Linked DNA regions of Homo sapiens: region 1 is linked to region 2. A link is a contact called in ENCODE Hi-C data. All regions are on one chromosome and are shown on one strand. Each heading gives the region's core, a stretch centred on a gene start or an enhancer-like site at or near the end of the contact. The rest is flanking DNA. Distances are from core to core; before and after follow the strand shown.

Region 1 (3,122 bases), core at 589-3,088, 940 kb before region 2:
TGCGGTATTTGGTTTCCTGTTTCTGCATTATTTTGCTTAGGACAATGGCCTCCAGCTGTATTCATGTTGCTGCAAAAGATATGATCTAGTCCTTTTTGTGGTTGTATAGTATTCCATGGCGTATATGTACCACACTTTCTTTATCCAATCCACTATTGATAAGCACCTGGGTTGATTCCATGTCTTTGCTATTCCATAATATTTTATAGTTTTCAGTATACATGTCTTTCTCATCTTTGGTCAAATTTGTCCCAAATTTGCTGCTTTTTTTTTTTTTTTTTTTTTTGCTGATAAGAGATATTTAAAAATTTTCCATTTCTAATTGTTCATTGCTAGTATATAGAAATACAACTGATTTTTGTATATTTGATTTTGTATCTTGCAACTTTTGTAAACTCACTTATGAGTTCTAGCAGCTTTTTTGTAGTATTCCACAATTTTCTTATGCAAATAAATGCAGTGCTACAACTTCCTTTCCAACTTGGATGCCTTTTATATATTTGTCTTTTTTTATTTCATTGACCAGAACTTCCAATACAATGTTTAATTGAAGGCAATTTTTACAGAGTAATATTTCTAACTCCCAGGCCCGGATTAGGCTGAACTATGGAATCTTGTTGAATTTGATATCTTTTGGAATTTATTAAATCATTATTTATACTTCATTTTTAAGCTTTTTCCTTTTCCAGTGTTCAAATATTCATCAAATGTTCAAATATTGAACAAGTACCATGCTGGCTGTCAGGGAAATAATGGTGCACAAACAGGCATGGACCTAGCGCTAATGAAGTCTTACCGTACTACCGAGGCAGTTTAAAACAGGAATTAAAAACACAGGTTCAGGGTTCTGTCTGCTTGGGTTTGAATCTGGCTCTGCTCCTTAATGGTTGTTTGACCTTGGAAAAGTTAATCGACTTTTCTAAGCCTGTGTCTTAGTGAAGGTATTAATAATACCTACTCACAGGATTGCTGTGAAGATTAAACGAATTAATACCTTTAAAGTCCTTAAAATACGGTTTGACATATAGTAAATGGTCAAAGAGTATTATTATTAGAGGGAAGAATTAGCTCTTCACAAGGTGAATCTACAAGTGACTGGTGAAGGAGGGGTGTACAAACAAGAAACATAAAAACCAGTTTAACTGCTAAGCATAGAGGCAGCAGTGTCAGCTGTACCTGGGTTAAAATCCTTGCTCTGCTGTTTATTGTCTAGGCAACTTTGACCAGACGACTTAAACAAGAGCAATGCCCGTAAAGTGCCTAGTGCAGTATTTGGCACACAACAGATGCTTAAAAGACAGCAATTACTGATTCAGACGTCCCGCAGAGCAGTAATATCACTAACATGTGCTCATCATCATATCTATCATTTATCAAAGCTCAGGATTTTGAACCTTGTAATTACTTTTCATACATTCTCTTATGCTTAACAACTCGGCTAGGTGAACACAATCCATTGCCTCATAAAGAAACAAGATGACCTTTGTGTATCTATCATCAGTGGGGAGGCTGGAGGTCTGGGAAGTGGTACCTTGGAGCCCAACTGTTGACCAAACCAGGGCTCTCAGTGCGGCCTTGGTCGCCAGCGGGGCGCTCCACTTTCCGCTCCGGAGATGGCACCAGGAGAGATGGGAGTCTGCCAGGCTGTTTCCATGGCCACCTCATGAAGCCCCTGCTCCGGGAGCGTGACAGGCGAGACTCTCCTTCGCCGCCACCTCTCGTCTCAGATGACCATCTGGGCTCGAAAGCCCTCAGGAGCTGCGGAGCGCGGGTCGGTAGGGGCGCTGCAGAGGAAGGTTGGGCGCCGTCTCCCGGCAACGCGCGGGGGGCGGGGCTTTGCGTCACAGAGGTGCGACCGGGTCCCGGCCTGAGTCGCGGCCACCCGCAGGTCTGAGCTGTGGGCTGAGGCAGCGCAGCCGCTGCCGCAGGGTGCGCGATGCCTTGAACCTGGGGTGAGCTCCGCGGCGCTGTCCTTTCGTGTTTCCCTTGCTAGCTGCTCCAGGACTCTGGGTCTGGGAAGAGAAACCCCAGAGGGCCCTCCGCTGCCGAGCCAGGCTTCCGCGGGGAGACAGGCCTAGCCCCGCCGCCCTCCCCGGGCCTCGGATTGGGGCGTGGGGACGGCTGGGGAGGCCATTCTATTGACGCCCGTCTTCTGCCCGGCGGGTTCCAGTTGCCCGGGGTGGCGGTGGCTTGTCCCGCCTCGGGGTGGTTCTGAGGGACCCGGAGAGAGTTTTTCCTTCTCTATCCCAAAACGGTTGTTTGAATATTGCCGCCGGCTCAGTCATTCGGCCGCCGGACTTAGCTGTTGGTTAAATGTCCAGGTGCGCTTGAGGAGGGGCTGAGGCGGCGTAGCCAGAGCGAGCGCTAGGGTGGCCCGCGGGCTCGGTCTCCGCCGGGCTGGACACCCAAATAAGAAACCTTTTGCCTGGGACGATAGCTCAGAAATAGCCACGTCGATCTACTTAGCCAGCCCCACACTTATGAATTGGCTTAGGCTGCTACCCTTCCCAAAGGTCTTTCCTTGTCAAACTAGCTGCTACCTTGAGACCCGGCTAAGAAAAGAACGTTTTCTTGCTAATAATAAGAAGGTAGTGATTACACAGCAGGAGCAGAAGGCTTCTGTGTTAGCTTTTGAAATTATTCCTTCAGTTATTTGTCTCGGCGTTACAAAATGTGGATTTACGATTGTTATTGAAATCGATCCCTATGCCCCTTATTAAAGGTAGTGTACCTTTTATATTCTGACACTGTCCTATTTAGCGGTGCCAGCTAATTCAGTTCTTGCCTCTGGCATATATATAAAGCTGCTGGAACACTTTCAATTGTTTATAATTCTTACATCTTCAGCACGAATTTATTCGTTTTCACTCCCTTCTGCCCATTCTTCTTGCTATAAAATGACCTCTACCCATTCAGAATTTTGTCTGGGGGCATGAGCTGCCACCGGCCGACGATCCTAAATTAGTCACCTCCATGTCGAAGTCACCCGTCTGAGAAGTGATGCTTTCTGAATTCAGAGCTCAAAAATAGTATGGATTTTTATCCTTTTCTTTCACATTGCCTGACTTCAGTTTCTAGAACTTTTTCTCAAGAATATGACTATATGTTTCAAAAATTAATAT
Region 2 (3,026 bases), core at 307-2,806:
AATTTGGACTGCAATTAGAATATTAGAATTAGAATATGGGCAGCCACCCTAGTGGGGATTACTACATCATTGCTAAGTAATTTTTTTTTTCTTTTTTTCTTGAGACAGAATCTCACTCTATCACCCAGGCTGGAGTGCAGTGGCACGATGTTGGCTCACTGCAACCTTCACCTCCTGGATTCAAGCGATACTCCTGCCTCAGCCTTCCGAGTAGCTGGGATTGCAGGAATACGCCACCACATCCAGCTAATTTCTGTATTTTTAGTAGAAATGGGGTTTCGCCATGTTTCCCAGGCTGGTCTCAAACTCCTACACTCAAGCCATCTCCCTGCCTTGGCCTCCCAAAGTGCTGGGATTACAGGGGTGAGCCATCATGCCCAGCCGCTAAGTGTTTTTCAATTCTTTCCCACAACACAGTCAAATAGCCTTAGTACGTTGCCCATGATAATGAGGTCATGTGCCAAAACACGTAAGAACATGGCTGAGACCTCTCTCCTTGCTCTGTCAGTCCCTCAGGCCCCTGGGCTGTCCTCTGTCTCCTGGCTTCCAAGGCCTCAGCCCCTCTCCCAGGCTGCTTGCAAAAGTGTCTACCCAAACCCTCCCTCTGTGTTTGCTCCCTCTGAGTTGATCTCTTTTCTTATTATGCCCAAAGGGAGAGCCTTGAAGTCTTCTGGAAGGGAAACATCTACAGATGTAAATCTGCACGTGCTCCGTAAGAAGACTGGAGGTTGAGGAAGGGTTTCCTTCTAAGATCTGGTGCAGCCGGGAGTGGTGGCTCACGCCTGTAATCCCAGCACTTTGGGAGGCCAAGGCAGGCGGATCTCTTGAGCCCAGGAGTTCAAGATCAGCCTGGCCACTATGGCAAAACCTCATCTCTACAAAAATACTAAAATTAGCCGGGCACAGTAACTCCGGTAATCCCAGCTATTCAGGAGGCTGAGGCAGGAGAATCGCTTGAACCCAGGAGGCAGAGGTTGCAGTGAGTCAGGACCGCACCACTGCACTCCAGCCTGGGTGACCAGAGTAGAACCCTGTCTCAAAAAAAAAAAAAAAAAACCAAAAACCAAAAAACAAGCAAACAAACAAAAAAACCTAGTGCAGAAGAATAGGTGAGGGGAAGGGGCATTTGTGTTGCAGACTCCCCACGTGGGTCTGGGTCCCTCCCCGGGTGAGGGTATTTTCTGCCCCCCTAGATGTGTGAGCCAATGTGTGTGTGTGTGTGTGTGTGTGTGCGTGTGTGTATGTGGTCATGCATGAGCCTGTGTGACAGACCAACTGCATGCAACTGACAAGTGGGCAGCTGAGAGTGGGCAGTGATTGTCCCAGGCCCTTCCCACTCACTCCAGGTGCAAGCCGGGATCCAAGCCTTCTGCCTCTGGCTTGCAATTGAATTTGACATCTGCACTGGCCCTTGCTGCTCCCTAAGGTTTGAGCTCTTATTCACCTTCTGGCCACTTTGGTTAGCATCTCCTCCTCTAGTTTCAGCTTTCACATTAAACCGCAAACCCAGCCTGTGGGAAAGTCCTCCAGTCAACCTCACACCAGCAACACTCTTGGGGCTCAGCAGGAAATATGCATACTACTTCCTGTCGGGGAGGGAGCTAGATTCTTCCTGGTGCTGTCTGGACACCAAAGAGTAAGAAAGATAGAGAAGCAGCTGCTCTGCCAAAGGGGAAGAAATGCTCAGCTCCGAAGTACAGCTCTGCCCTCCACCACCAGCCTCCAGCTCTGTCTCTGCTGGGGCCACTCAGCATTCGGGAACCAAGAGATAGGAAGGGACCCAAGGGGACCTGTGGGTGGTAATGCTCAAGACTCAGGCACAAGGGCCTGGGCACAGAGGAGGCAGCACCAGGAACACTGGAGACAGGGGGATGGTGCAGGGGACATGAGGGACAGTGCCTAGATCAAGCCTGCTGAAGGAGCAGACGGCAGAGCTGGTGTTGCAGCAAGAGCAGCTGCTCTGGGCCCTTGCCAGAAGAAGATGGGGCTCCGAAGAGGACAGCATTGCAATGGTGACACAAGTCCTTCTCTTCTTTTCTTCCCAGGGTTGTTGTGACTCATTCCTTGATGGAAAAAGCCTAAGCTCTCTTATATACATTCCTTTCATTTGCTCATTCATCAATATTTTCAGCTTTGGTCTGAACAAGAATAAACAGAAATTCATATTTTTCAGAAGTTTGCTTATTGCAGAATTGAAACCCAGCAATGGAAAACATGAATCTGGCAGTGAAACTGGCTTCACTGGCAGTGAAACACACTATGCTCTTGCCACCCTAATAACCTGCACAGCTGCATTCCTCTGGGCCTTGTTCATGATGATGGATCCCGCTACCTAGGAAACCCTTCTGCCTCATCCACTTAGCAAACTCTTATCCATCTTTCAAGCCCTAGATGAGGTGTCGCCTCTCCTGCGAACAGCAATACCCAGCTCTTTATCCCGTGGATTCATTGCTTACCATTTGGTCCCCATAGTGACCTATGCTTGCCACAAAAGGACATTATTTTATTGTATATGGTTAGTTGTTTCTGCCTAATACCTCCACTACACTGTGTACAATGGAGAAGGAAGAAGGATTATCTTGTTTGTATTTGTATCTGTGTCTAGCACTAGCTAGTAACTGCTCAGCATTCAGGTACCAGGAGAAAGAAGGGGACCTGGGGTTGACATTGCCCAAGTCTCAGGCACAGAGGCCTGGGCACAGAGGAGACAGCACCAGAACACTGGGAGCAGGAGGATGGCGCAGGAGACATGAGGGTGCAAGGACTAGCACAGTGCAAGTCCTTAAAGTAAATGTTGCTGCACATGGTGGCTCACACCTGCAATCCCAGCACTTTGGGAGGCCAAGGTGGGCAGATGGCTTGAGCTCAGGACTTTGAGACCAGCCTAGACAACAATCCCGTTTCTACAAACAAACAAAAATTAGCTAAGCATGGTGACAGAAGCCTGTAGTCCCAGCTAGTTGGGAGGATGAGGTGTGAAGATGGCTTGAACCCGGGAGGTGGAGGTTGCAGTGAGCCGAGATCGT

Evidence for each region. A loop is a pair of places that touch in the nucleus more often than their neighbours do. Pooled maps may share reads with other maps.
Region 1: a pooled map shows a loop between it and region 2 (7-fold over the local background). The contact joins the promoter of IRAG1-AS1 here to the enhancer-like site in region 2. A Hi-C loop is called at or near these places in 6 of 50 pooled maps.

Annotation. Positions count from the first base shown.
Region 1 is chr11:10,539,952-10,543,073 of GRCh38, reverse strand. IRAG1-AS1 (IRAG1 antisense RNA 1) reads right to left here and starts at 1,838. Exons shown (of 4, transcript NR_046375.1): 1 at 1,532-1,838. It overlaps RNF141 (ring finger protein 141), which reads left to right and starts at 1,887. Exons shown (of 6, transcript NM_016422.4): 1 at 1,887-1,952. RefSeq lists an enhancer at 1,702-1,811.
Region 2 is chr11:9,600,106-9,603,131 of GRCh38, reverse strand. No RefSeq gene overlaps it. Among named protein-coding and RNA genes, the nearest start is that of WEE1, 28 kb to the right of the region's middle. RefSeq lists enhancers at 1,718-1,947, 2,008-2,177, 1,837-2,390, 2,438-2,517. Within about 2 kb of position 1,556, at least 17 of the 41 ENCODE cell types and tissues checked have a DNase peak (open chromatin) inside an H3K27ac peak, as active enhancers do.